Linked DNA regions of Mus musculus: regions 1 and 2 are each linked to region 3. A link is a loop called in an ENCODE intact Hi-C map of the cell type or tissue named here. Cell type or tissue: heart. All regions are shown on one strand. Links, peaks and the distances in the headings refer to the core of each region. The heading gives the core; the rest is flanking DNA. Region 1 holds the start of Lrguk (leucine-rich repeats and guanylate kinase domain containing). Region 2 holds the start of Chchd3 (coiled-coil-helix-coiled-coil-helix domain containing 3). Region 3 holds the start of Slc35b4 (solute carrier family 35, member B4).

Region 1 (9,987 bases), core at 1,091-9,090, 150 kb after region 3:
TACTAACCCAGCATAATCCCTGACAACGATCTATAAACATCTGTCCTTGAGCCCACAGAGAAGTGGGGTCTTCACCCCTCAGCAAGGAAAACTTAGGTTTGCAACTGATGAGGGCCATTACAAAAACAAACAAACAAACAACTGTAAGAGGAGGTTTTAAAAAATCTTTCCCTATACTACCCTGATGCATGTAATATTAAAAACCACCATGCTCATACCCTTAGTCTGCGTTGACCTGCTCATCCTCACTTTACCTCATAGTGACCTCGTGGGTCCAGCTAGGAGAGCTAGGAGATTAGGAAGACCATCGCTTCTCTTCTATTCCTTATTTTTAATATTCTAAGGAGAATTAAAGAGACAATGTATAGAAAGCCCTTGGCATGGTGTCTGGGACACATCGAATGTGTCAATAAAAGTTCTGTGTGCAAAAGTCCCATGCCTGCCACGCTGCTCCCAAGTAGGAAGGACATTCATGCCTGTGTATGAAGTGTCTTGTAAAACCTAGGAGGGAGGGAGGTGGAGGCATCCTGCCTTCCTCCCAAACTTCCCACCTAGAGCTCCAGAGGTCACCTGACTGCACAGGACACCATTTCCTTACTTATTCAGGAAGGCCTGTTGGTCACCACAGCTGTGGATATCGAGTGGGTAAAACTGCCAGCGTTCTCTCAGATTCCGAAGCCAAGGCTCCACACTCGAGGTTCCTGGAAGACGTTATCAGACCTTTCTGCCAATGGGCAAACAGGCCTCTTCCCATTTGACCTATTGGCAGAATAACCCAGCTCCTTGTTCTGGAGATGTCCTTGCCCCAGCGGAGCGTGATCATACAGCTAGCATGTAGCTCTTCTTCTCCTACACCTCTGGATTGGTCCCTTCTCACACTCGTCTTCACCTGCACATCAGCGAAGAATCTGTTTTCCTATACTGCTGTCCTTCCCACCTCCCCTCCTCTCCCTGGCTTTTCCTTCCTTCCTGGCCTATTTCACAGACCTAGAGCTATGAACTCCACAGCTTCTGCCTCTGAGATCCCTCCTCCCTGATTTTCAGTCATATGATTCTTAAACCCAATTCCTTAATATATAGTAACGTCTGTCTCTGATTCCCTTTGCCATGACCCAGTATCCCCCACTGTCCTGTCTCACAGTGACAATGAGGTCTCTGACACCCAATTGGTGATGGTTTCATCGTAAGTGTTTTATCTTTAACCTACTTTATGTTCCAAGCACTCCCTTAGTCCGGAATCTCCCCGCTCCCCTATAGATACTGCTAGAATACATACCACCCTATCACCTAAATTTACCTGGTCATCAGAGAACTGCTTACAGTATCAAGTGAGTGTCTGTGCACAGCCCAGAGCCTAGCCCTACCCCAGCTTCAGCTGCTTGTTCCGCTCTTACGTTTTAACTCCCAAGTGCAGCTGATCCTGTCTCTGTGTATGAAACTCCAGGTGCTGCTTGCTGTGACATACCCATGTGTCACTCTGAGAGCATGGACCCTGCATGTCTTCCGTCACATCTCAGTCACAGCGTCGTCTTCTATTTTAACTGCCATCACTTACTTATTCCATCTGTAACTTCTGAGTGCCTACTCTATCCAGCAGATGAAAACTTTACGGTAGTCTCTTACTAAATTTGGAGTCTGTAACTATCCCAGTGAATAGGCACTGTGGCTCACATTGAGTGACTGGTACTGGCAATGGGAAGTTTTCACGCACCAAATGTTGGGTCGAGACGCGGTCAAAGAGTGTTTCCTGTTTCCTATTAAGCAATTGCTTGGTAAATGTTCGTTCCATAGGGCTAAAACCACTTTAACAAGCTACAGGTAGCAATTAGAAATGTCTGAATTACTGTTTTTAGTATCAGGACTCTACTATGCTAAGTGTTTGGGATTTTTACTACACTTTCTATTTGTATGTGTATTGTGTACATGCACACATGCCACAGCACACATGTGGACGTCATAGGACCACGTTGGAGAGTCAAGTCTCTTCTTCCACTATGTGGGTCAAGGGGGTTGAACTCAGGTCATCAAGCTTGGCAGCGAATGTCTTTACATGAGAAGCTATCTCACCGGCCCGATGCTAAGCATTTTACATATAGGATAGCATTTAGTTATCCACGAGACAGAGGGGACTCTCAAGCACATTATAAGCTAAATCACTTATTCAGAATCTTGGTACTAACCAAAGGCTAGCCCACATCCCAGCCACAAGCCTTTCATCACAAAGGCTGTGCTCCAAACAGCCAGTCTCAGCCGCTTCCCTTAAAGTCATCAGGGCTTCTGCAGTCTGAAGCAGGCTGCACTGATGAATATGGCCACCACGTGATTACTTGGAATCAGGGTGAGAAACGGGAAATCAACCACTCAACAAGAACGTATACTTCACAACTTTTCAGCTCATTCCACATTTTAAAATGCAATACCGTGAAAAGTCAGTATCAGTATTTAGAATATAACTGGAGGAAATAATAAACTTTTTCTCAACATAGTCTCCAAACCAGAAAGGGGTAGCCAGTTGGATGGACCCCTTCTAACGGCTTGTTAATGGCATCCTGAAGACAGATTAATGATGGCGCTAATGAACTCATATCCAAGGAGCCTGTGCTAATTAGAATCATAAGTAATGCTGGTGGTTCATTTGTGAATTCCTCTGGGGTGGAAGATGGTGGAAACCACACAAACATTTCGAAGGAGCACAAACACAGCTACGGTTTGTCGTAGTCTCAGCTGAAGGTGGAAAATTAACCAACAAAGGGAGAATAAAATAAATGATGGCCTTTTTGGTTGTTTGTTATCATTATCTTCATCATCATCACCAGCATCACCATCATCATCATCATCATCGTTATTGTTAAGGCACGGTCTCACTGTGTGGTTCTATCAGTGTTTCTAGCTAATCAGAAACTGGGTGTGTAGACCAGGCTAACCTCTAACTCACGACAATCACCCTATCTCTGCCTCTCAGTGCCGGGTGAGAATGGCAAGAACGCCATTGCCAGCACACTGCTATAGCCAACTTCAAGCAACGTTAGAATGCAACCAGCCCAGGAAGAAAGATGTAGACTAGGAAAAACAAAAAGAGGGATGAGGGGGGAAATAGGCCAAATATTCCAAGTGCAGGAAAGGGCATTAGAGACAAGAGCCCAGGGAAAGGAGGGCAGAAGTGGAGTAACGGGAGGTCAGAGGCAGGAAGGACAAGAAAGAAGGCAAACCAGGAGCCATGTTTGACAGGGGGAGAAAGGTGGCTTGTGAAGAAGCTGAGGGAAAAGAAGGGGGAGCAGCGAAAAAAGGCAAGAAGTGAAATCAAGAAAGATGTTGGTTCTGAGTAGCTATGACAGAGAGAAAAGCCTAACTGGGTATGAGAGGGAAACAGATCAACCTACGATTTTGAAAAAGCACAATAAATAGAAGCCAATACTAGGAGTAAGGGAATGCAAGGTGGAAGGAAGCGAAGGGATGAGGAAGGACAGTCGGTGTGTGGGAATACAGTCAAGTGGGGAAGGGAAGTGGAATCAGGAGATTAGGAAAATAGTTAAGAGCGTTGGGAACGCTCCCCATAAGCCAAACTCTGCCAACTAGGGGTGAGCTGGCTCTCTCTGATCATGCTGTGGCTCCCTTCTAACCAGAAAGAGTGGGAGTGCTTAAATAGGCACACAAATACCCCGAGCAGAAGTAACATATAAAACGTATACATTATTTCGTCTTCAGCAGAGCATTGGGATTTTTTTTTAAACCACCCTGGAGGAAGGAAGAAGATGAATGGCCCGCATAATTTTGTCAATGCGTAATTTTGAAAGCATTAAACCCATACTGGTACACTGATTTTTTTCCCCCCGTTATAACAGTGTGTAATCTGACAGATAAGAAACTAGGAAAAGAAAGTAAATATTTGGAGGGTTTCACCCCCTTTCTCCAAGACAGGAGGTGAAGCACACGAGAAATGGGGGAATAAAAATAAGCAGCAAAGAAAAGCCCTTGCCCTCTGGCTAGAGTGGAGTGGGCTGAGCCCAGGGCTAGAGAAGGCAGAAGCAAGCTGCCGCTGAGGCAGCCAGGTTGAGCGGCTGGAGGATGCCTGAGACTGGGGTGCGGGTTGGGGAGGGGGGGAGGCACACCTCCAAATTCTGCATTTCGGACTCCTCTGACTCTTCAGATTCTCCGTCCTCCTGTTGCTTCTCTTCTTGCTCCGCTTCTGCCTCATGAGAGCGGTGGATGAGCTGGTGGAGGAGGTAAGAGGAGGCGCTTCTGAAAGTCCCTTTTGACTTCAGACCCAGGGGGAAAGAAGGCCAACGGCCCTGACTTTGTTTTTCTGTGAGCGACAGTATCGCCTGGGCTGCAATGCGAGAGGCGCCCAAACCCCGCCTGAAACGGGTGCCTTTCCATCTCGAGGGATTTCGCTCGAAGGCCGCCATCTTGTTTATACGCGTTGCCTAGGAGACTGACGTCATGGCCCGCGGCGCTGCAAGGAACTCTGGGGGGCTGTAGTCCAAGCTTCCGTACTTGCACATTCTGTCAAGGTCTCCATTGGCGTTCACTTTTGCAGCGTTCTGCTGCTTCTTTTATTTTCCTCTTTACGTTCAGTGGCTAGTGTTGTTCCTTTTTGCATGTACTTTTAATCCCTTTTCTCCACCCACTTTCTTTGTCTTCTTGCTGCCTGTCCTTCTTTGAGCTTGTTCACCTCACATTTGATAACATTCACACAAGCATCTCCAGTCTGGCTTCATTCACACCATCGAACTTTGGAAGCATTTGACATCCCTAATTCTGTCGGTCGGAAAGCTAGTAAAGATGAAATTTAACACTATGCACAGCGCCGTGGGAGGAGATGAGGCCGTGACATAGAAGATTGAAAAGACCTGACTCCTCTCCTTTTCCTTTCATTGTAGATAATGAAGAGAAACTACCAAAGGATTTTAAGAGCTCATTTGTAGTTAATTTACATACCTGTCCAACTCTGAGTCTGGTCCTTGGGAAGAAAAAAGCTAGCAGTGGGACCAGAGGGGCAGATTGGGGAAGGGAAGGAAGGGAAAGGGAGGAGAGAAAAGGAAAATAAATCAAACTAATTGTAGTGTATCTGAACCCCTGTGAAGAGGTTAGTATTCCATCAATAATTAGTCAAGTGACCTGCATCTGTAATTATTTTCATCCTGCTGAATAGTTTTATCAAATGTTCTTCTTGAAGGATTAGAAAAGGCATGGCATTCTGCTAGTGTGATTTTATGAAACCCAAATCCTATAGCCTTAAGCTCCACAAAATAGACATGCTATAGAAAAACAGAACGAGAACTGTAGCAACTATTATTGCCATAGCAATGACAACAGAGATCCTGACAGGGAAGTTGTCTTCATCCTCTGGCCTTACTGGGCCATTTCTCCATGCTTCAGTGACAGCCATTACAAATACAAAATGATCCTATCAATGGCTGTCAGGGGAAAAGGAGAAAAAATTCTTATGGACACCATCCATTGACTATTATCTTTCTTAGTGCTTGAGGGACCATTAAAACTGACATAAAGCTTTCAGAATTACCTTCCTTCATTATCTTGCGGCTCGTAACTGGAAAGGGCGCAATGAAAGTATCTCTCTGCTAGGTTTGCCTTGCCTGTTATTTCTTTTCCTAGTGGGTACCGATTTTGACAAGGGATTTCTCTCCAACCTCATTGCCTTAGGGTCTGGATCCACCTAACTAAGAAGACTAGAGTGTTCGCTCTGCTCTTGCAGAAATTATAAAAACGCAAACCCTATGTGTGTCTTCAATAACTTAATCAGCATTTGTAGCAGAGGGAACTTTGCTAACGGCAATCTACTGAGAAAAATGTTTGATGGTAGAGTTAGGATCTGTCAAAGAATAATTTCAAAACATGAAAAACATGTTTGCCCTACAAGGACTAGAATGAAACAGGCTGGGGAGAGTTTATTTGTTGGAGTTGGTCTCGTGAACTGTGCATTCAGATGCTTGTTCTGTGTCCCAAGGTCACATTTCAGTCTAGACGTGGGCATTGTATTGACCAATGTGCTATAAAGAATTCTCCCCAATCTCTGCTTGGACAATAAAAGGCTAGAGCCCAAGACTGGGAAGGAGAGAGAGGAAGGCAGAACTTGAAATGGAGTAGGGGGTCTTAGGTAGGGACTACAAGGAGAAGGAAAAAGGTAAAGGAAGAAGGAGGACTCCATGAGGCAGGATGGCCCATGATCATGTGGCCAAGAGAAGCTCACCCTGAGGCCACACATGAAACAAAACAAGACTCAGTTGGCAAGCAGTGGGTATATTCATCTGGTTATTAATAGCCTCATTGGGTTGTCATAGTGTCAGAACCTGCCCAGTTTAGGTTTGTAGCTTGTTAATGAATTCTGATGTCTTTGTGTTGTTTACTCAGGAGCTAAATGGGAAGGAGTGTGGCAGAAACAATAAATGACATCAGTAATTATTCAAGTCAATCAGAGTTAAAGATGGCAACCATATTCAGAATCCACAAGATAAGGAATTGTGACATAGACTTGCTAAGTTAGAGACTGTTCGAAGTAACTTTGAGGTCCCAAAGACAGAGCCCACCACTCCATCTGAAGCGTCTCAACAAAGCAAAATGTTACTCTTTTTCAGGAGGATGATTTAGAGAGAATGAAGGCACAGAGACAGGAAGTCCACTTGATGGTGGCAACTGTCTTTTTTCCACTGGCTGGAGTCTGACTTCAGGCTCTCAAGATTGGATAGTTTTTTAAAATCAAAGCTAGAGAAATGAAGGTGAAAGGAAGTCAATGACTTTAATCTGAGAATGTAGCAGGGGCTTACTGGGTTGGTGCTATTAAAACGTTTATGTAAAAGTCTTACTGGGTTGGAGAGATAAAAGATCTGAATTCCTTGTCCTAAACACAGGTTTTATAGTTGTAAAGGAGCTGGTAGAGAAGGCTGATATTTAATATTCCTTTCAGAGACAAAACAGGCTAATTTACTACAACATATTAAGACCTAACGATTGGCTTATGATACTGATGTGTATTTGGCCTTTTTATCTCCATACCTACCTTTACTTTCACTTGATGGGTCGGTCCACTGAAGCTCCAGGGAGGTCAACAATTGGCCTAAGGCAGGATGGGGGTCGGGAACAGTGCAAGACACCTAATGTAGACTGAGCAGCACTGCCAAAGCTACAACTTTTTCAGAAAGAAAGAAAGAGATAGAGAGAAAAAGAATGAAGAAAAAGAGGGAGGGAGGGGGAGAGAGAGAAAGAAAGAGAATAAGGAAGGAAAGGGAGAGAAAGAAAGAAAGAAAGAAAGAAAGAAAGAAAGAAAGAAAGAAAGAAAGAGAAAGAAGGAAGGAAAGAAAGAAAGAAAGAAAGAAAGAAAGAAAGAAAGAAAGAAAGCAAGCAAGCAGGGGAGAGAAAGAGAGGAGAGGAGAGGAGAGGAGAGAGAGAGAGAGAGAGAGAGAGAGAGAGAGAGAGAGAGAGAACAAGATAAAACTTCACCAAAATACTCATCATAAAAATAAACTGGTTGGAGCTGGAGAGATGTCTCAGCGGGTAAGAGCACTGACTGTTCTTCCAGAGGTCCCAAGTTTAATTCCCAGCAACCACATGGTGATTCACAACCATTTAATGGGATCTGATGCAGTCTTCTGGTGTGTCAGAAGACAGCTACAGTATACTCACATACATAAAATAAATAAATCTTTACACGAACAAACATGCCAGTCAAGGTTCTTCAGTATGAACAATGAATCCACTCAACACACTAGACTCAAAAAGTCTATCCGAGAACCAACTTTTTACAGAGCGAATCAATGACCCTCCAGGCACAGTGACGTTCCTCAGACTGCCTGAGTTCGGAGTACTCAGTACTCAGCTTTGGTCTTGTTTTTTCACTAATGTGCCTGCCAAGTTGGAAATATACTATGGTACCTTATTTTAGAATTCTGCACATCAAAATAGAAGGTTTTGTCTTTATAAAGGAAGTTGTTTTACCTGGGCTAGTTTTTGTCAACTTGGCACAAGCCTAGTCATTTCTGGGAAGAGAGAATCTTAACTGAGAAAACACTTCTGTAAAATTGGGCCCCAGGCAAATCTCTGGGGTATTGTCTTGATTAATAGTTGATGTGGGAAGGCCCATCCCATGGGGGATGGTGCCACCCCTGGGCAAGTGGTCCTGAGCTGCTCATGCAAGCTGAACTAGCCAGTAAGCTCTATGGCTTCTGCTGCAGGTCCTGTCTCTTGATTCCTTGCCTTGGGTACCTGCCCTGACTTCCCTCATCGATGGAGTGTGGCCTGAAAGTTGTAAGCTGAAAGAAACCCTTTTCTTCCCAACTTGCTTTTGGTTATGGTGTTTCACCACACCAATAGCAGCCCTAAGGTACCAGGTAAAGAGGACGCTAAACAGAGGGTAGAATTTGAGGAAAGGGTATGCTTTGTTGAAATTCTTCCAGTTAGTATAAAACACCAGCAATTGCACCCATCTATCCATAGCTTCCTGTAGACCAGGACGGTAAAAGACTGGCATGCATGCGTATGTGCATGCGTGCATTCGTAGATGCCCAGGCCAGGGAAGTGGAGTGGCCTAGGCTAAGGCAGTCGGTTATGGTCTGCTACTGTGCTAGGAAACAGAACAGTGGCACCATAAGTCTTGTAAGTTCCTCAAGGAGGCACTAGGGAAGGAAGCTATTGGCAGAGAATACAGTTTCCCTATGTTGGAGAGAGTTTACTGATCCTGGCCTTGGCTGCTTGCTGGCTTTTCCTCGGTGCTATTAAGTCTTCTCCTCACTTCCTAAGTGCAGCTGCATGCTATCTTTCTCTGTCCGGAGCCAGCTCTCTCTGTAAGACCTTACTTTGTTGAGAGTGGAGAGAAGGCAAGGTGAGTCCTCTGCTGCCTAGATTTAACAAGAGATCAGCCCAGGAGTTTGGGCCTTGAGCAAGGAAAGGCTACGTATCAACACGCTCTGTTCCCCTGCCTCCAGTTTGTATTGGAAAAAAATAGTTCTTCTTGAGTATGTTGAGATTGGAACACTTAACATATTTGGAGATGGTGTTAATGTGGTTTTAAAATTTTTTAAACATTTTTTAAATTTTATTTTGAAATTTTATACTCGAGTACTATATTTACATTATTTCTACCCCCCTCCAGTTCCTCCCATGGCCTTCCCACTTCTTTTCAAATTCATGGCCTCCTCTTCTCTAATTATTTTATTGTTTTACATATGTACCTCTCTCTAGAAATGCGACACGCAATGTGGATGGGGAAATCTGACAAGACTCACTCCTAGAAGAAGAGCTATAGGAGGGACAATGGCTGGTAAAAGATGGAGAATCGGGGACGAGGTCCCGTGATGGTTTGAATGAGAATGGTCCCCATAGGCTGCAACATTTGAGTACTTGGTCCCCAGTTGGTGGTGCTGTTTTGGTAGGTTTAGGACGTATGGCCTTGCTGGGGGAATTGAATCGCTCAACATGGACTTTGAGGTTTCCATGGTTGCCTTTCTCAGTTTGCTTTCTCTGATTCTTGACAGTGGTTCAAGATGTGAGCTCTCCACTATTCGGTCACTAAGCCTGGTGCTTGCTGCTGAGTTTCCTGCCGTGATGGTGTTGGACGCTGAGCTTGGTCCTGTCATCTACATCGGACAACAGAACTGTAGTGAATGTAGGACCAGCAGAGATTTGGACATCCTTGCCCATGAGGCTGCTCTTTCTCATTGCTATTGGAGATTCTGTGACTATCATGTGAAATAAACTTGGGATAGTTCCTGGATAGCAAGAAACACTGGGCCCAATAGCCCCTGTGGTCACAGGCACTGGCCTTCCATTAGTAGATACACCAGTGTGGGCAGAGTAGACCATCTGGTACCAAAAGACTTGCCAGCTGATTCAGATTTATGGATCAAAATGACCCAAAAGAACTTTCCAGACAATTCGGAGAATTGTGGTGAAGAACAAGTGGTTGTAAGCCACTGCCCTCTGGGGTTTTGAAAGGTAGCAGATAGCAGAAACAGATATACAAACAGGGCTTCT
Region 2 (9,987 bases), core at 1,102-9,101, 1.1 Mb after region 3:
TAGAAGGTGCCCCACACAACAACACCAGAGAAGTGCTTTTGGCCTTACTTCCCCCAGAAATATTCTCACTGACCCACCTAGAACATGTTTCTTACTTGATTACAGATCCAATCAAGTTGACAACCAAGCTTAGTTATCCCAGTGGCTAAGATTTGTGAAGAACTAAGCTACCTGGGATCCTGCCTAGGCTACCAAGGACAGTGTTGTTCTCTGCCACTCTTCCTTAGGACTCCTGTTTCTGGGATGGAGGCTGAGGGGAGTCCTGGGTTGCTCTGTTGATGTTTGGGTAGGAATATACTTAGGAAGAGCCTTTGGTGAAGCTATTGTTATGCCAGGAGCAGGTAGAGAGGAGCTGGAGGGCAAGCAGGAGCCTAGTTAAGACGAACATCATCATCATCATCTTCCTCCTCCTCCCCCTCCTCCTCTTCTCCTCCTCCTCCCCCTCCTCCTCCTCCTCCTCCTCCTCCTCCTCCTCCTCCTCCTCCTCCTCCTCCTCCTCCTCCTCCTCCTCCTCCTCCTCTTCTTCTTCTTCTTCTTCTTCTTCTTCTTCTTCTTCTTCTTCTTCTTTTGGTTTTTCGAGATAGGGTTTCTCTGTATAGCCCTGGCTATCCTGGAACTCACTTTGTAGACCAGGCTGGCCTCGAACTCAGAAATCTGCCTGTCTCTGCCTCCTGAGTGCTGGGATTAAAGGCGTGCGCCACCATCGCCCGGCAGAAACCTCTGGAGACCTCTGGAAACCTCTGGAGGCATGAGTATCTTGAGGTGTGGGACTAAGCTGTAACTCACTTCATGCTGGTCTCCCCATAGACTTTTATTCCACTAATCAAAGTTCCTCATTTTTATATATTCTTTGTTATTTTACACCTATACAATGTATTTTGATCATAGTTATCTCCTACTCTCCACCTTTAGCTATACCCTTCAGATTTCATGTCCTATTTCAAAAATAATTCTTTTTGAAAAAATGTATAACTCACTGAGTCCAGTTAGGGTTGTCATCATGCACATAGCGGTGAGGCTATCTAAGTGGACTGTGGGCAATATACCTAGGGCCACTCAACCGAGGAAAAAGGACTCTACCTTCCCTTGAAACCATCACTTGCCAATAGCTCCTTCTCTCGGTCCTCATGAGCCCTTCATCACCCATGCTGGAATTTTGATTGATTTGATGTTGTTCAGGTAACCATAGTTGTAGTATGGTGGCAGTGGCATCATCATCATCATCATCAGCAGCAGCAGCAGCAGCAGCAGCAATGGGAGAGGAAGAGAGAGAGGGGAGGAGGGGCGAGCCTGTATGGGTACATACGGAGGCCAGCATTTGATAACACGATGTCTTCCTCAGCTTCTCTACTTTAGATTATGAGACAAGGTCTCTTCACTGACCTCATCCTTTGAGATGAACTGGCAGACTGAGGAGCCCTAGGAACTGCACCACAGTGCTCACCTGTCTCCTAGCTTCTTATGTGGGTGCTGGGAGATTCAAACTTGGGTCCTTATGGTTACAGCCAGCTCCTTGCTCAGCACACTCTTTTTGATGCTGAGACTAGAGCTTTGTCCATGCTAGCCAAATGCTCTGCCACTGATCTCTGTCTCAAGTCCCACCTTTTTTTATTAAAAACCTTTCCCATTTGACTTTATTGAATGATAAATACATTTCTGTCCTTTGTTAATGTGAAACTTACATGTCAAAAAAGATTAAGTGCACAAAACAGTCATTTTTAGTGTATTGGTAGGGCTGTAGAACCCTCACCATAAACTAATTTTAGCCTGTTTCTATCAACAGCTCTGCAATGAAACATTGTACCAATTATAACTCCATCTTCCACTCACCTGTCTGTCTGTGTTCCAAGGCCCCTAAACCCAGTCTACTTTTGCGTTCCATAGATTTGCTTATTCTGCACACTTCACTTAAATGGGATCACATAATATACAGTCTTTCTGTGTCTGGGGTTTTTCTTGGGAAGAGTTAAAATACATTTATTTATATCATGTATGTATTCTGTCTGTCTGTCTGTCTGTCTGTCTGTCTGTGTTCCAAGTGTATGCCTGGTGCCTGCAGAGCTCCAAAGACGGGTCTTGTCCTTGAGAACTGGAGTTACTAGCAGTTATGAGCTGTCACATGGGTTCTGGGAACTGAACCTGAGCATTAAAGGCTCTTAACTACTGAGCCTTCCCTCCAGCCCCTGTCACAATGTTTCATGTTATCACATAACATTGTGGTTCTTCCATATCGTAGCATATCCCAGCACTTTGTACCTTTTTATTATTCAATACTATTCCATTATCTGGAAATGCTGAGTCATGTTTATCCATTTATCAATAAGTGGACATTTGAGCTATTTGTGATGCTATTCCTGATGGACTGGATATCTTCATTTCATTTCTGGCTTGCTAGTTGTAGTGTATAGAGATACACAAGAAGTTTTTTGAACTTATATTCTGAAACCTTGCTGAACTTTAAAAAAAAATTACTGTTTTTTTAGTAGATTCTTTGAGATGTTTTTCTATTTATAAGATCATGTCATGTGTGATGGAGGCAGTTTTACTTCTTTCTTTCCATCTGGATGTTTTTATTTTGCTTACAGTCCCCGTGTTACCTCTCTCTAGTCTGCCGTGATGATTCCGAGTTCAAACTCATTATCCAGGCTGCTCTGCTTTTCCTCTTGTACTGTGAATTTCACAGTGAAACTTGAGGACTTGATGCCAAAAATAGAGAAAAGGGAGAGAGAATCTAAGAGGTTCAAGTTTGAGTTTTGTTTTTCATTTGAGCCAACCTATGTTTTTGGCTTGAGAATGCTGCCTTTGGAGTAGATGGCCATGAAGAAGCTATAGACAGAGCGAAGGGGAGACCATTGGTTCTCAAGAGTTTAGGAAGAGATGGTAGGGACGATGTACCTGGAACTGGCCTGGGGAGAACTGTATTGTCACTGTGGGTATCCCCCAACATCCCCATAAGATACATTAAATTTTTTTTTTTGGTTTTTCGAGACAGGGTTTCTCTGTGTAGCCCTGGCTGTCCTGGCACTCACTTTGTAGACCAGGCTGGCCTCGAACTCAGAAATTCGCCTGCCTCTGCCTCCCGAGTGCTGGGATTAAAGGCGTGCACCACCACGCCCGGCGATACATTAAATTTTTTAAAAAGAAGATCTACTTAGTGTTGCTTGAAACACACTAGGAGTTGGGAAGTATTCTGGGTCCTTTGCTGAGGAGAGCACCGGATGCTTTTGGTGCTCTGATGGAAGGCATCCATTGCCTTCTCAGCCTTGGTCTTCATCCTCATTAACAAGTGTTATTTGTATCTCCTCACTCTCCGTATGGAAGCCTCTAATTTTGTAAATATAGACCGAGCAACTGCTTTATGAAACACCCTTCAATACACGCCGTCTATGGGGTAGGAAGTGAGGTGATTGTGTTTATGGATGGGGAGGACCCGATGTAAGGAACGGCAATCCCTGTGTATCTGGGTTCTCAAGAGAAGCAAGCTCAACTGTGATGTAATGGGAGGACGCAGACAGGGGCAGGCAGTTTCAGAACTGCAGGAGAATATCATGTGATTTAGAGCACATGTGTTGAAAAGAACGACACAATGAGATGAAGGGCACTGCTGCTATATGCTGGGATATAGCAGCGGGAGGGACATAGTGTCTTGCGCTACAGATTCTGACATGCTGACAAATAACTGAAGCTCAAAAATATTTCTTCAACATTGTGGATCCCTTTGGCCTAGGAGGATGCCATGGTATGCTGTATTCTCTGTCTTTTAATGTTGAGAAGGGCAAATTGAAAAAGGTATTTTTGTTCAGCTAGTTCTGTCCCCTCCCCTCCCATCCCCCTTCTGCCCCACTCTTCTTCTTCCCTCTTGTTTTTTCTCCTCCTTCACATAGCTCAGGCCTGGGGCATTGCATAGACAACTGAGCTACATCAGTAGTCCCATCCATCTAATTTCTAAATGAAAGGGTATTTCTCTGGCTCCATAAATCTAAGATCATACTGTACTTTTAGCAACAGTGTTTGACAGCAAACAAACAAACAAACAAACAAAAAAGCAAAACAAAAAAACCCTAAAATCAACCAAATAACCAAATAACAACAAAACTGAAACTGTGTGTGTGGTTATCCTAACATTTTTAGACTTCTTGGAGGTAAAGTACCAAGCTAGAAACTTTCCAAAACAGATCATCTCTACTTTGTCTAACGCTGCTATAACTCCTCCATGAACGGACCATTTTCCTCTGTCTAATCATCCTGTGATCTAACTTATGTAAGTGAATAAGAGACACAAACACGAGAAGCAGTGTTCTGTCTGTATCTTTGTGTAAATAATTTTTCCTGTGCATTTTTGCATGTAGATTTGAAAGCCCTACATTAAAAGTTGCATTTCATACAGACTGACAAATACCAAAGTCATAAGATAGGAACATAGGCATATGTAGTCTCGGCCCCTTTAAAAGACTAAGTGGCAAAATGCTAAGTTTAGTTGTTACAGGTTTGTGAATTGGAATATACAAGTTGTTTGTTTAGGGGAGTGCATCTTCCATATCTAGCTTTGAGAGCCTGTATTTACCTAACTTACCTAAGGTTCTAGAGTCAACTGCAAAACAAGCTGGTTGGGTGAACCAACTTTTTTGAAAGTAGACCAGAAGGAGGCCTTCAGGGCTGTCAAGACTACAACTCCCAGAATGCTCGGTTCACTTTACAGTTTAGGGAGTGAGACCTGTCACAGCACCTATCGCTCCGGATCGAGACTACAATTCCCATTATTCTCAGAGGCTCCGGAAGCCCTATTAAGCACCACCTGTTGCCATAGCATCCGGGTCCAATCCAGCCAATCCTAGTGCACCTTCTGATAAGAGGCGGGCAGTTTGCTTCTCGGGCTAACCCGAAGCGGCCTACTTCTGGCACGTGACCGGAGGAGGCGGGCTTTTGGGACCGGCGCCTTCTCCTTGCTTCTTTTTTGGGGTCGTGGCCTTGCTCCTGCCCTGCAAGAGAAGCGTCCAGGGCTTTCACGCGCAAGTGTGCGCGTGGGTCCTGACGTGCTCGTAGGTCCACGCTCCAGACTCTGCGGGGACAGAAGCAGGAGCCATGGGCGGGACCGCTAGCACCCGCCGGGTCACCTTCGAGGCGGACGAGAACGAGAACATCACCGTGGTGAAGGGCATCCGGGTGAGTGCCGTGGGCGGGCGGAGGGCAGCCTTTGACCTCGGATCCCAACGCTGAAATGTGCCTGGGACAGCTGCACCTGCTTTCTCCGCTCTCGGCCCGCCCTGCTGTCCCGCTAGAAGTCTGGGTCTCTGGGAAGAAGCTCGTAGTTTCAAGACTCCGAACCTCCATTCAGAGAAAGTTCTTGGTTGTGTGCCAGGAGCCATGCACTGTGCCGGGGTGGTGGTGCCGGGTCACCACGGTCGTCCTTGCTCACTAGTTGCAGGACTTTATTAAAACTCTTGCTTCACTGTGCTGGTCCGTGTGCCTCCTGTACAGGACCCAAGCCCTTCTTTTCCACGCACAGTTCTTTCTCAGAGTGAATTGGTGTTTTAAGGATTACTCTTCTTTGCCTCTGTTATTCCCTGCCCCTCTTCTGGTATTACCATTCAAGTCATTCCTGACCCTGCTGCTAATTTCTGGCTTCTGGCTCTTTCCCTTCCACCTGATAATTTCGTTTTCCCAGGCGCCTCCCCTGTGGTTTGTTGGCCCAAGTTATGAACCTGACCCAGTTGGACTATACAGGCCTATAACTGCCAGCCTGCTAGGGGCGGAGGTCGGTTTGCAGGCCTTCAAGGTTGTAGAACTGAGACAACTTCTAAGGGATCGTTATAGAGACTTATTAAATGCCCTCTGCATGTACTTGATACATGAACTGAAAACTTGAATTTCCTCTAGGGCGTTAGTATACACACTAACAACTTTAATATTCTCCTTTGCCTCGACTTTGGAGCTTCATGCTTTGGGAAGTACACTTACTTGTATCTAGTAAATAGAGCACTATGACTTCAGAAGGTTTTAGAGTACTTTATATTTTCTGTCTACTGCTTTTACACAACTACTCTTAATTAACTATGTAAGAGTTACAAGGAAATAAAAACTTAAAAACATTTCAACTGCTTGAAAACTTTTTCCTTTGAAATTTGTTACTTTGAAAAGAACTTATTAAAGTTTTATTGATTAGAAACCCCAGACTGTTGAACTGAGTTTTTGAGTCTGTGACCAGCAATTCTCACTCTACTAGTGATAGAGCCCTTTGCCTGCTGTGGTTTAGTTGGTAGTTTTTGTAGTAAGATAAGAATTACTGCATACTTGAGTTTTGTACAGAGGTGGAGGGAAAAAAAAAAACCAAAAAAGAAAGGAAAAGAAAGTCGATAAAAGGCTTAGAATGTTGAAAACTTAAAAAAAAAAAAAAAAAAAGGAAAGTAAATTTCAGATGAAAAAACTGTTTAGAACAATGCATTAAGTCTTTCTCCTCATGTTTCATCACAGACAGGCCAGTGACACAAACTGTATGAGTTTGGGCACAGCATAGAGATTTAGATACAATATCAGATAGGGTAGAGTGATAGGCAGGGCAACAGGGATATGTATTCCATTCAAGTGATAAGATTGTTTTAAAGAGCTTCTGTAAACTTTAAAAACAAAACAAAACAAGAAAAACCCAACTATGTCTTTCAGCCATACAACTTGACATAAATTTCCTTTTTCAGATACATTTTATTTCTGTTGTTACAGTCCTGGCCCAGGCAGGCTTATTTTGATTTGTACGCAGCTCTTCTTCAAACACCCTTGGCAAGGTTCTCCTCTGCTTCTGGTCTTTTCAAGGATTGCCTGTAATCTTCTCCAGCGTTCTCTCCTTCAGTTTTCTTGTTCTTCAGACTGGTAGAGCTGCGTACATCTCTCGGATCTCTATTGTTTTCTAGCTCACAAGTCTCGTGGGCTTCTTGACACGGTCAGATTGTTATTTTTTTATTTTTTATTTTTTGTTTTTGTTTTTGTTTTTGAACAAAATATAGCTTTTTTGCAGCTTTTCTCAAAACTGGTATGTTGTTGAATTGGGAGGACTTGGAGCCATTTTGGGTTCCTTGAGGTCATGGACAGGAGAAAGCCAACTTGGAATTAAGCTGACATTTTTAATTAGCCTGTGGCTCTGGACAAGTCGCTTCTCTGATGCACACCCTTATTCCTAAAGTGGAATGTTATCACTTTCTTTGGTTAGGATTAGAGGATAAGGTATGTAAACACCTGTTGATTATCATCATTATTATTAATTATTATTTGAGGTGCTGGGAATTAAACTTAGGCCCTCCCATGTGCTAGACAAGCACTGTACCACTGATCTATATATTTCCAAGCTGCTTTGTAGATTTATAAATAAGCGGTCATCATTATGGTAGGGTTCCTTTCACATTTAAAATTACAAAGTTCTTTGAAAGAGCATTGGAATCAAACAAATCTGGGTTCAGATCTTTGTAGGATTTAGTATAGCTTATGGCATGGACAAGTTATCTTTGATTGCATTTCCCTCTCTGGAGTTTCACTGTAACTGCATATTAATGTGTGTGTCTCCTGTGTGTGTGTGTGTGTGTGTGTGTGTGTGTGTGTGTGTGTGTGTGTACACATAGTCCGCTAAAGCTTCAACCCAAAATAACTAAACAGGAGAGCATGTTATACTCCAGTGAGAGACCCGCACAGGGTAGACTGAGCGCTGAGATCATCCATTCCGTCTGAGCCTTGTAAACGTCTCATAGCTGCCCTTGATGCTTTTCTTGGCTTTGCTTTTAGGCACGACAGCAGTATTCTTAGCGTGAAAGCAAGGCTTTGTCTTCAGGCAGTTGCTAAAACATGGACAGGTGAGGCCCAAACTTCAGTTTTGGATTTTATGGCTTAATGAAACTTGGCTGAAGAAGCGTTTTCCAATTTTGATCAATTTTATAATGTTTAGGGTTCCGTTTCATTGACGAGGATAGTAATTTCATCTTCAGTTATCCTAATAAGAATGAATAGCATTTAGTGAGCAACAGAAAACTCACTAAGTACGCTGAGTTTATTGATAGATCATGAGTATCCATATTTTCCTTGCTGAGGTGCTTATGGCTTGTACTCAAAGGGCCTACAACTTGAAACAGTGTCAAGTTTCAAGTTTCTTCTTGTTGGCAGGCACTACTTTTTTATGGTATTATATATGCTCTTTTTCCCTTATTCTGAGCTGTTGCTAGTGTTTTTTTTTTTTTTTTGCCCTCTGTAAAACAGCTTGTATTCTTAATACCTGATTTCAATTTTGCATATGGAACTACTCATATGAACTGAATGAAGAATTGCCCTCTTGCCTTGCACTCTCTCTAAGTCTCAAATAAATTTTCTAGTGATAGAAAAACACATACTTTTATTGCCTCACATTACATGGGCTTAATAGGATTTTTGTGTCCACCTGCTGTGCCTGCTTAGAAAGTGTGCTCAGAACCCGGCCTTTCATAACTTTATCTAAAACATCAGAGCTGTGAGTGAACTCTTTCAGAGCAAATGTCAACTTCAATGAGTATCATTTTCAAAGTTATACTTATCACTGTTTCTGGCATAACGAATCTCTGCAGCTGGCCTTGAAGCTGCAAGCTGACATTCACAGGAGTCACTCAGAGCACCATGCACACCTTCGTGAAACACACCATGTGCTTTGGCAGATGATGGTAGTCGAGAGCCCCAAATTGAAGAGATTTCTTAATGTGGGATGCTGTAGAGTGTTCTTCAGTGTTAGTGAGGGTTATGCATTTATTTGGTTAGTCATAGGGACTGAGTGATTTAGTTAGCTGATAGAGAATTGGTCCCTTACTTACAGCTGTAGGGTCTGTGAATGTCTTGGGCCATCTTAAGCTTTCTAGGATTCAGAATACAGTAGCAAGCTACATGTGAACTGAAAAGGAGATGTTTTACAGAAATGAGTCTTTGTGTTTTCCCTGCCATCCCATTTCACCTCTTTTGTTTATGGGAGTCACACCTTAAAAAAGTAGCAGGGAGCTAGTGCTCACAGAAAATGACCTGTTCCTTTGTGAGGGAAAACCAAGAGAGAAAATTGCATCGGTATTCTTTAAATCAATTTGATAAGAAACATCTAAAGGCATCTAAAGAACTGTTAGGGGCTGAAGTTGTAAACTGTTCGGTGTCATGTGACTCCCACATTTACCACCTCAAAGATAACTTGAGCTTTCCTCTCAGAGGGCAGAAGACTTTATCTTTGTTCCTCTTACTCAGCCTCCTGTATCTGAAGAAATACCGAGTTCTGGATCAGTGGGTGGTATGTTTGTGTAAATTTTGGATAAGACCAAGCATAGTGGGTGGGAAGAGTTAAGTGGGTGACTAGCTGATATATATATAATGCTCTTTGGAGGCCACAGTGTGAGTCAACCACTGGCCAAGCTCTGCCTGCTTAACTGTCTTTGAATAGGGTAGGTAGACAGAGTGAGCCAGCTAATTCTGTCAAAAGGCCTGCTTGTCTGATCGCCCCGTATTGTAATTGTGGTTCTTTAGATACATAGGCCACTGTGAATTTTATAAGGTATGGACTCTGCCTTCAACAATACAGTGAGCACACAGTTTTGTGTACATCGAATTAATCCATGGACTCTAAAGTCCAGAGGCCTATGGGTATAGCTTGTGGCATCAATAAATGTGTAGAGGGCTGTTACTTCACATTTAGTATTGTCTAGATAGAGATTCCAAAGACACCTGGAAGGTAAGTATATCAGATGGGATAAGGCTTTTCTAACGGCAGAGCCCTTTTTTAGGACAACTATGTTTCCTGGAGAGTTTCCTCTTATTGAGGCTGCTTGTCCAGCTCTTACTGAAGCTTATGTTGTGCTTTTGATTCCTACCTCTATCCAACTTTGGGTTGGTTTCCATCACAGAGAAGAAGAGCTCAGCTGTTTACAGCTACAGGTTGTGTGTATCACCTTGGTCAGCATCTTTCAGTCTTGTCTGCTGCCTTACAAGTGAGTGCCTCTTCCCAGA
Region 3 (9,987 bases), core at 647-8,646:
TTTAGCAGGACAGTTTCACAAACACGAGTGGCAGGGGAAACAAGCTAGACACAGAGAACGAGAAGGGTCCAGAAGATTAGAACAGATTGCCAGAGTTAGTATGAGGCCAGGAAGAGCAATTCAGTCAGAAGACAAGAGAAACCAGATTGAACCAGTCACCTTGGAAGATTAGAAGGTATGGAGACTAGAAGTTTCCAGGCATATGCCCAGGGATAGTCAGGACAGAGAAAGAAATGTTCCGGGCTCAGCCCAGTCCATGTATGTGCACAGGTTAGGTACAGCTCTCCTCTCATCCCTTCATCTGAGGAACTAAAAGTGAAATTGATAGCCTTGGCCTTAGAAACAGGAGCAAGATGAAGTCAGAAGCAGCTGAGAGACCAAGTCAGATGAGCTGGTGATGGAAATGCTTGATAAAGTCATTAGGGCTCTCTTGAGACTACTTTCCTTAATCTGGTTTTGATCTGAGGCATTTAAGAAGCTAATTGAAGGGTTTACAAAGCAGACTAAGAGACAGTGGCTAAACACTCAAAACTGGTCAAACTTCTGAAAGCCTGTGGAGTTCTCAGCCAAGAATGGGACATTTATATCACACCCCCCACCTACAAAGCTCAGGGAACATTGTGGAAGAAGTGACAGAAAGATTGGGGAGGTCTGAGGAGAAACAGTGTCCTCTATACTTGACAGAATTATTGCTCTCCGGAACTCAAAGCAGCTGTGGTTCCCTGCAAAAACTGCACAGGATGAAGCCAGTCAACAGTCCAGCATTGGTGGATTAGGGGCACAAGAGCCTTCACCTCTAGCTGAGGCGTTACCATCTGTTGATGGCTGCTGGGAGAGGGGTAGTCAGTTTTTCTTGGGTGTGTTGTCCCTGGTATGTTGATCATGCCTAGTGGGTGGCCCCTGACCATTCATATGTAGACTGCATCGCATCAATGTGTTTCAATGGGTTTCATATAAGAGTATACAAAGTTGGAAGGGGGACAAGTGTGCTGAGTTTCATGCTCTGGACAAGGGGTGGAGGTACATATTTAACACAGCAAAGCAGACCTGGCCTCCAGGTTTTCCCAGCATCCCCCAGTCCCTACCGGGCATATCCCATCCCCAACCCTGGACTTTCCAGCCCAGGGGCTGGGCTGTCCTTCCCTAGGAGGTTTTTCTATTCATTATCCATTGGTCTCAGCTTTTCCCCCTCCCTCTTTCCTTCTCTCTACCAGCATACTTTCTCTTTTTCTCTCCCCCTTCCCCTTTCTCTCCCTTCCCATGGCAACTTCCCTAGCCTCCTACTTTGGGGCCCAGTGTACTTGGCCTCCCGAGAGCAGTTTCCCAATAAGCCTGTATTTATATATATTTTAATTGGGCTTGAATTTGCTCATTTCTCTGGCGGAAAAATAATCTTTTAAGGTGCAGGATACATGAAGAGTTAAGGAAGGAGGGAGGGGTAAGTATGATTGAATAATTGTATGCATGTATGAAATTCTAAAAAATATATTAAAGGCATTTTAAAGTAGACTAAGAATATTCATTACTACTTGAAGACATTTGTCATTAAAATGAAGAAAAAGAAAAATAAACTTTCCTTACTTCTTTCTTTCTTTTGCTTTGGTGGGGCTTTTTGCTGGTTGGTTGGCTGGTTGGCTGGTTGGCTGGTTGGCTGGTTGGCTGGTTGGCTGGTTGGCTGGTTGGTTAGCTGGTTCGGTCTGGTTGGGTCTTTAGCATGCTTGCAGGCTAAGGAGAAGAAGGAATTCACAGATAGTTTTGTTGGCCTGAATTCTCTGAACCAGTGAGGGCAGGAATAGAGCAGTTTCTAGAGTGAGTTAATGAATAGTCTTCTACTCACTAGAGTGTGGCCCACAGACCAGGAGACCTGGCACGAACTCAAAGCTTGTTAGAAATGTTTAACCTGTGTTTAGTTTGTAGAAGAACCCAGAGTCAGCATTTGAACAAGAGCCCAGGTCATCGATATGTATAGTAAATATATTCTTACTAAAAACTGGGATAGGTTAAGACAGAAATACGGAGGAAGATCCAGAGCATATGCAGACACTCAGACTCCTTCTTCGTTCATTTACTTAAGTCTGTTTTGATTTTTATCTGAGACTCAGGAAGAGATGATTAGAACGCCCTTCAAGTACTTCCAAGTTTGGTGTGTGCATGGGAGCGGTAGATGAGAAGTGAAGCTTTGTGTGCCGTGAAATAATCTCCAGTCCAATCAGAGCTAAGGCTCAGCTTTTCTCTAGCCAGAAGCATCTACAGATGTCACCGCTTAGACATCAAACTTAGGTGTCTTCCTTATTTGGTTGGCAGTGGCTCTGATATTTTTGGGCTTAGTTTCGTGGTTCAGCAAATTGTTAAAGTCTCTCATGTGGCTCTATCATGTAGCCAGGCTTGAGAACTGAACTAAGTCAAAGTGAGGCTTCCCAGCCTTGGAGTTTCAATGACAGATGATCCTGGGTTCCATTCCCTATGGATTTCAGTTTAATCAGGCTGAGGTGACACTTTAAAGATGACCTACTGATGTCACTGACTCCGTCCCTCTAAGTACTTCCCCTTCCTCAACAGCTCTCAGCTTCAGCTACAGAAATCACCCGGGGAAACTCTGAGAATGCCAACGTTCAAGCACTCCAGTCAAAACTGGCCATACCTGGATGGGAGAGATGCTTTTGTGGTTGAGAGCACTGGCTGCTCTGGCAGAGAACCCAGGTTCAACTTGGAGCACTCAGGGAATGGCTTACAACCTCTGAAACTCCAGCTCTAGATCGGATGCCTTTGTCTGGCCTCTGAGCGCACCTGAAAGACATATGCTGCGCACATACAATGCTCACGTCAGCATTTAAGTGTTGAAAGGAAGCACGTGCCTTTTACCCTTCAGCTGAAGTCTTGTGGCATCAGTTACTGAGCCTCTTGGTGTTCACTCCGATTCAACAGCAATAGCAAGAAAGACTGCATGGTGACCATCAACTATGTACATAGGCCAGTGCCTTTGTGTTCTGTGTTTGTACACCTAGCAAGACCAGTTTTTCATAGATGCGATGAATTAACAGCCCTATTTCTTCCTATTATGTAAGACTAGTGCTACTGCTCAGAACTGTGCCCCTTCATACGTGTGATTGCATCAGCAGTGACACCACATGATGGGAGGCAATTTAGGGGATAAACATAAACACTCCGAAGTTTTCCTCAAGATTCACAACTAACTTGCCAGTGGCTTCCCCAACTTGTGACCCAGAGATCTCATCAGAATCCTGGCGCCTGCATGCTCTAAATGATGGTTACTGAGCACAATTTTTATTTGTGGTCCTGAACTTTGAATTTTCAATAAGCTCTAGTGCATTCTGAAATTGGGAATGTCTGTCTTTCAAAGGAGACTAGAAACAAGAACTATGGCAAAAAGAATGCCTTTTATCAGTTAAATTCAATATTTAATGAGCACCTTAAGCTGGCAAAATGCCAGCACAAGACATGTGTTCAGTGTCTCTACAAAAATCACGACATAAAGCAATACATTTACTGTATTAGTCTATTCTACAACAACTATTAGTAAGACAGGCCTATCTTCCCCTGTGATGAGAGTGGAGTACTAAGCCAATGCTCTAAACAGGCAGTTTAAGCCAAGGCTCAATCTCAAAACTTTTAGGTTCGCTGTTGTCCTAGAATTCGGTTTAGATGTTACAGGAATTTCTACATTCTCTCAGTTGCAGGTGAGTTGTTACAGATGCTAGAATACTCTAATGAGAAGTCAGTTACAGGGAGCACACAAGCTATTTCGTTGAATCCCATTCCAACCTTTATGGTACTGAACACGAACAGCATTGGGACTTCATTTCCCAGAAGGCAGTGCGACACCGACTCACGCGAGCCTTCGGGGGAAACTTGCCTGTTTTTTTCACGCCTGCCGTAAAGGCGCGCGGTCTGCTGGGACATGTAGTTTGGTTAGCCCTAGGACGCCCCCTCAAATGAATGGGACCGGGTATGACTGAGAACTACAGCTCCTGGTCTGGCCGCGTCGGTGGCAGCTGCGGAGGAAGAGTTGATCAAGACGGCCCTCAGGGAGGGAACCGCTGGCGGTGGTGATGTTGCGCGCGGATTTTCTAGGGTAGCGAACTGAAAGGGCGCTTTTTCTGCGCGCTGGCTCCCCGTGCCCCGCACCGGCCATGCGCCCGGCCTTCGCGGTGGGCCTGGTGTTCGCAGGCTGCTGCAGTAATGTGATCTTCCTAGAGCTGCTGGCCCGGTGAGTGACCCTCTCGGGCCGCGCCCGGGTTCTCGAAGCTGGTCCGGGGTTGCTAGCCCTGGCCGCCTCCCTAGTGCGCTGCACGGGATACCCACGCAGTCAGCTACTCTGCAGCCCTGGCACTCCTCCATTCGTTAGCATCCAGGTGACAGGAACATCCAGAGTGCTGCTGTCGGCATCTCCAAGCCACACTTTGGGGAGTTTGAAGCCTGGAGACTTTCTCACGTGACCGATCCTAGGTCTCTAGGAGCACCCTCTCCAACTACTACTCATCCAACTCTAGCACCTTTCGCTGACCAGTGAATGAATGACACGTGTCTGTCTGGAGCAAAACTTTTCTCACAGAAAGTTTTGTGTGTGTGTGTGTGTGTGTGTGTGTGTGTGTGTGTGTGTTGACATGTTTTGCGAAACATTTGTTTTTGTTGGTCGTAGAGATAGATGGTTGTGAGCACTTGGCTTAGACTCATATGTGAGTGATGTGGTGCAGATAACAACTGAGCTGTCACCATGGTCCCTGGGCATTTCGCACATCACAGTCTTTCGTTGAGAAGCGTGCTCTTTGAAGTGTAGATTGGGAACAGGATTGGCTTTGTGGTGTGGTGTCTTGCAAATAACGTTGGGTAACTATGTGCAAAGTTCAGTAGGCAGAAGTTAGAAAAGAGACAGGAGATGAACTGGAAAACGATTAGGACTAAACAGCTCCAGTTAGTTATTTAAGGTTTGGAGCTTCGGTCTCCTTTTTCAGACAGTTCAATACTCAGTTCAGAGTCACTAGCTACAGGTTTCTATCTATATACTGCTTAGGGCAACCCTGTGACCAAGAGTTACATTGTTTTGTTGAAAGTGAAACAGATGCAAAGTTGGGCATCTTTTCACTATTTGGAAGTGGCAGAGCAAAAATGGGCTGGACTGTATCTGTCTAAGCTCCTAGCCCAGTAACATTTCCAGATGCCTTCCATTTTTGAACTTGAGTTTTGAACATGGTGTGATGTCTGTTGGAAATTTATCCTGTTTGATACTGTTGGTTTGAATCCTTCAGAAGTAAGCAGTTTATTTATGATCAAGTCTGTATGTGTTATAGTTTGCTTTTAGAGAGCTTACCGTTTTATTATGCAGAGTGTTGATGAAGATCGATTGTCTTGGGAGTGGACAGGAAGATGAAAATGAAAAAGAAGTTTCTGGATACACTTCAAAGGCAGAAAACTTTGGAATTCAATCTATTTAATATATTTTTAAATAAGAAAGTGATATATATTCAGGCTAGCTATAGAAACAAAGTCAGATAATTGCATTGAATATGCCACTAAATTATGTGAAACCTGTGTGTTCTAGCTTGTGAGCTCTTGGCTAAAACACTTTTCTCAACCATCAGAGGGGTGGGTGATAACAGCTTCATCCCCATGGATTTTGAAGGTGAATGAGAAATGCCTACCTCACGTTGGTGACTTCCCTAGCCTTCTCCCTTACAATTTGTCTCAGTGCAGGCGTACGTTGTTTTTGTGAGGGTCCAGAAAAGTTCTGTGTGTATCCAGAAATGGATTCCTTTCTCTTTATAAAGTCTTTTCATTCTTTATAGGAACTTTTATTTAGAATTTTATTAGGATCAATTTGTAAATGAATCCAAATTCCTTATTTAACTTTACATATATATAAATCTGCATTTTTGCATACAACTGAGGGTTTTCCTTAAGACGTAAGGAAGTGGGCTTATTAATGCAATGTATAGTACATTAGACTGATAACAACGTATGCCTGATTTGCTTAAGTAAACTCTTCACACTGTCGAGCCGTGAAAGCCGACCCGATTCGTCCAGATAGCCTTTAAAGTTCCTTCTAGATATGATCTTGAGATTTGTGGCTTTAATCTTGAGAAATCACCGTAGAAACTTCTCAGAAAAGCAGAAGCTGTGCTTTTTAAATGGCTTCCTTGGAACACTCAGGTGTTAACTCTAAATACAAAGGCTGCAAAGACTTGTTGAAAGAAGGGAGTGTTGAGCCATTTCCCCCCCAGTTGAAAAACAGATTCAGTTTCTTCTTGCTGACCTTTGTAGACCTAGAATTGGTGCCAGTGATAAGGTGCAAACCTTGTGCACTGCGTAAGCAGCTACACAGTAGTGAGTGAGGTCTTGATTCCCTTCTTAAGGAGCTTATGGTCAACCTTGAAAGCATGATACATATGTGTATATGCTATACACACACACACACACACACACACACACACACATACACATAGAGAGCTAATGAAGCAGGTAAGGTATTGTGTGTCTTAACATCAGGATAACAATCTGAAAGATTTTATTTTTCCCTTTAAGACATGATGGTGAATTCAATAAGAAAGTTTTATATCCAGGAAAGAAAGGAGGTGAAAACGTCTGCCCAAGTCATTCCTTTCAAAGTTGCTGGGTTGTTTGTTTGTTTTTTTTTTTTAATTGAAATTTGAATTTTTGCCAAAGAAAGTCCTAAGTAAGAGAAGGTGTCTGCAATTAATGATTATAAGTCTTAAATAAAGCTTAAGAGAAGGAAAGATTCTGGGAAAGCATTTCAAGTTTTTATTTATTAGAACTTTATTTATTCGCTTTAAAGCGATTTATTCCAGCTAACAGAACCCTTTTCCTTGAGCCGTGCCAGCAGTGTGTCCCTAAGATGCTCTCCGAGTTAGCTTAAAGGAGTGTTGAATGTCGGATCGTAGGAAGGCATCACGCACCTCCTATGCAAAGACAAAAAGTAGACTAGAGTTATCAGAGGACCCCATGGGAGGGAGAACAGGAATGTGATTCCTGGTGAGATTTCTTCTGGGGCACCCTAAAGTTAGATGGTGGTAATGGTTGCCCATGTAAAGCCTGGTAACAGTAGCACTGATATACCAACCCAAGCCATGCAGTCTGACCTAACACAGTACATGTGACCTCCATGTCCTTAGCCATGAACTGTGGATAAGTAAAGGAAAATAGATCAAATGAAGGATACAAGTCTAAACCGCTTAAGCTTTTTAAATCTTTTACACAAATGCTAACATGCCAGAGCACATTTGCTTAAAGTGGTGCCTACTCCCACCCCAAGTAGGTCCTACACAGCTAGAAGTCTTCAAAATAGTGACAGCTGTCCTTTCTCTGCCCCCCCCCTTTTCCCGTGCGTGTGTGTGTGTGTGTGTGTGTGTGTGTGTGTGTGTGTCTGTGCGCGCGCGTGTGCGAGCTCACGCGCACATAGATGAAAGGGACACTGTCCATCTTCTGAGCATTTTATGATGGCACTGTGTTCTTCCTGCTTTCATGCTTGGCTCCCAAGTGCTTGTTTTCTTTTTCTCGAGGGCAGGGATCCAGGTCGTGCCTGCTGGGAGCTCCTTTTCGCTGTGCAGAGTAGCTTCCCAGGAACTACCCTGTAAGAGCTTTGACCCAAGCTTTTAGTAGAAACTGGAAGGGAAAGCCAGAGAAGTGTTGACACACCAGTGTGATGCTTGACACTTGATGCATATTTTCTTACTGAGTTCTCCTGGCAACAGTATATAGTTTTCATTTTATAAAGGGAGGGGGGGGGGGAAAGGTGTTGCGTGTGATTGTTTAAAAGGGTACCCAGTGGGCTAAGGAGATGGCTTACAGTTAAAGTGCTCATTGTACAAGAGTGAGGGCTAGAGCGCTAATCCCCAGAACTCACACGCAGTGCCTGTAATTCCAGCCTGGAAAGGCAGAGACAGGCGATCCCAGAGCAGGCTGGCTATCTCTGTGAGTTCTGGCCTTGATTGAGAGCCTGCCTCAGCTAATGAGGACGATGAACCAGCAAGGCTGATTCTGGACATCAACATTAGCACCTCAGGCTTACACATGTACATGTTCACAAATGCACTCCCACACATGCAGACACCCATATGCACACATGAACACACAGTACACACACACACACACACACACACACGAGAAAAGGGAGGCAGAGAAAAGACAGCCGTCACTATTTTGAAGACCTCTCTGTGTGTAGGAGCCTTGGCTGGTCATCTTCCTGGTTCTAATTGCCTTTCTGGTATGTGGCAGAGACTGTGTTAAGTGCTTTCCTGGGACCTGTTCATCCGTGCAACAATAAACCAGAGAGAGAAGCACTCATACTGTCTCCATTTTAAAGAAAATGGCATTTAGAAGTTTACTACCGTCCACACCACGCAGTAAGTGACAAAGGTGCTCTTGCATGTCAGCAGGAAACAACGTGGAGCACCATCGTTCTCAGCTCTGTGCCGCCACGAACGCACAGAACACACACGCTCTTGCACACACAAGTACAGGCACACCCTTTTCCCGTGAGGATCCAGTGGGGGAACCCTTGAAAGTCTAGATTCCCAGGGCCCCACCCCAGGACAGTGAAATCAGGTCTGGGAGGGTGAACCTCTCTGGGAACATGGCTTCTTCCTCCACACTGAGTAAGTAGTTGGCAGAGCCGCTGAGCTATATCCCTAGCCCCCGTCCTTTTTATCCTTATAATTTTGAGAAGAACACCGCTTCACTCCCCCGCAGTGCTAGGCTTACAGGCTGGCACTGCCCTGCTCAGCCTGACCCGTGGGTTCCCAGAGATCAGCCTGGACTGCCTAGAGTTAAATGTCTGCTCTCTTGTATTAACCAATGGTTTTAATTAGCTTCTTGCTTGAATGAGATGAATGTCTTATGCAATCATTTATGGATTCCTACAAAGTTTAGCCATGTCTCTTGAACCAAGTAACTCTGAAAGGCAAATTGTTGAACTGTGTCTAAAGCAGTTAGGTTTCGAGAAACCTCCATCGGCAGCAGAGCTCTAAGTACAGCTACGTGTTCCAGATGGCAAGCCTAGCTCTGGGAGATGTTGTCTTCCTTGCCTCTTACTGTGCATGAGGGGTGCGGTTAAGGGTTTGCACTGGGGATGTAGCTCAGCGGGAGAGTGCTCGTCTAGTGTGCTGCCTAGTTTTATGTTAACTTGATACAAGCTAGGGTTATTGGAAAAGAGGGAGCCTCGATTGAGAAAATGCTCTCATAAGATTGGACTGTAGACAAATCTGTAGGGCATTTTCTTAATTCTTAATTAGTGATTAATGGGGGGAGGGCCCTGTGCATTGTGGATAGTGCTATTCCTTGGCTGGTGGTCATGGGTTCTATAAGGAAGCAGGCTGAGCTAGTCACGGGGCCAAGCCAGTAAGCAGTATCTATCCATGGCTTCTGCATCGGTTCTTGCCTCCAGGTTCCTGCTCTGTTTGAGCTCCTCCCTGGCTTCCTTTAATAGCAAACAGTGATGTGGATGTGTAAGCCCAACAGACCTTCTCTTTCCAAGTTGCTTTGGTCATGGTGTTTCATTACGGCAATAATAACCCTAACTAGGACACCTTGCATGTTCAAGGTGTCTAGTTTTTATATCTTGTCATTAGTATTCAGTATTCATAGCACCAGTAGAGAATGGAGTTGACTTTAATAGATAGCACTGTATTAACGTATAACTGCTTTAATGAGCCTCGTTCAGTGGTGTCAGGTGGGTGTCTCTGGTTAAGATGAAGACAGACTCTAAAGCTGGTTGATACTAGTCTTAGGGGGAATTTGGATGCTCACCTGGGACATCTTTAGTGATAGAACAGAACTGGGGGAGGGGCAGTTAAAAAAAAACGGATCCTGTGACTGATTTTCAGAGCGTCTCAGGAGGGATGTCAGAAATAACTTTCTGACATGTGTTCATACTATGGAATGTGCTCCTAATAGTCACCGTGGAAGACTCCCGGCTCTCCCATAGAGCACTGAAAAGGATCTGTTGAATTCCTG

What was found. A loop is a pair of places that touch in the nucleus more often than their neighbours do. Peaks named below come from ENCODE experiments on the same cell type or tissue, not always from the same donor. Only the 100,000 strongest peaks of a DNase experiment are listed, where the experiment ranks them.
Region 1: a loop joins it to region 3, with 3 times the contacts of the local background. A loop is called at or near these places in 2 of 42 quality-filtered maps.
Region 2: a loop joins it to region 3, with 8 times the contacts of the local background. A loop is called at or near these places in 8 of 42 quality-filtered maps.

Annotation. Positions count from the first base shown.
Region 1 is chr6:34,023,876-34,033,862 of GRCm38, reverse strand. Lrguk (leucine-rich repeats and guanylate kinase domain containing) reads right to left here and starts at 4,415. Exons shown (of 20, transcript NM_028886.1): 1 at 4,110-4,415. The coding sequence starts at 4,406. Gm38786 (a long non-coding RNA gene) reads left to right here and starts at 4,139. Exons shown (of 4, transcript XR_868961.1): 1 at 4,139-4,223; 2 at 9,196-9,382; 3 at 9,489-9,619. In heart, for the core only: no CTCF peak of the experiment used is centred there; a DNase peak (open chromatin) is centred at 4,412; H3K4me3 peaks cover 1,343 bases; H3K27ac peaks cover 1,124 bases; H3K27me3 peaks cover 473 bases.
Region 2 is chr6:33,055,176-33,065,162 of GRCm38, reverse strand. Chchd3 (coiled-coil-helix-coiled-coil-helix domain containing 3) reads left to right here and starts at 4,903. Exons shown (of 8, transcript NM_025336.2): 1 at 4,903-5,163. The coding sequence starts at 5,083. In heart, for the core only: a CTCF peak has its summit at 4,689; DNase peaks (open chromatin) are centred at 4,832 and 5,682; H3K4me3 peaks cover 1,780 bases; H3K27ac peaks cover 1,080 bases.
Region 3 is chr6:34,171,019-34,181,005 of GRCm38, reverse strand. It overlaps Slc35b4 (solute carrier family 35, member B4), which reads left to right and starts at 3,952. Exons shown (of 10, transcript NM_021435.3): 1 at 3,952-4,228. The coding sequence starts at 4,152. It overlaps Gm13855 (a long non-coding RNA gene), which reads right to left and starts at 3,958. Exons shown (of 3, transcript XR_868963.3): 1 at 3,784-3,958; 2 at 2,642-2,801; 3 at 1,629-1,725. In heart, for the core only: no CTCF peak of the experiment used is centred there; a DNase peak (open chromatin) is centred at 3,955; H3K4me3 peaks cover 1,878 bases; H3K27ac peaks cover 793 bases.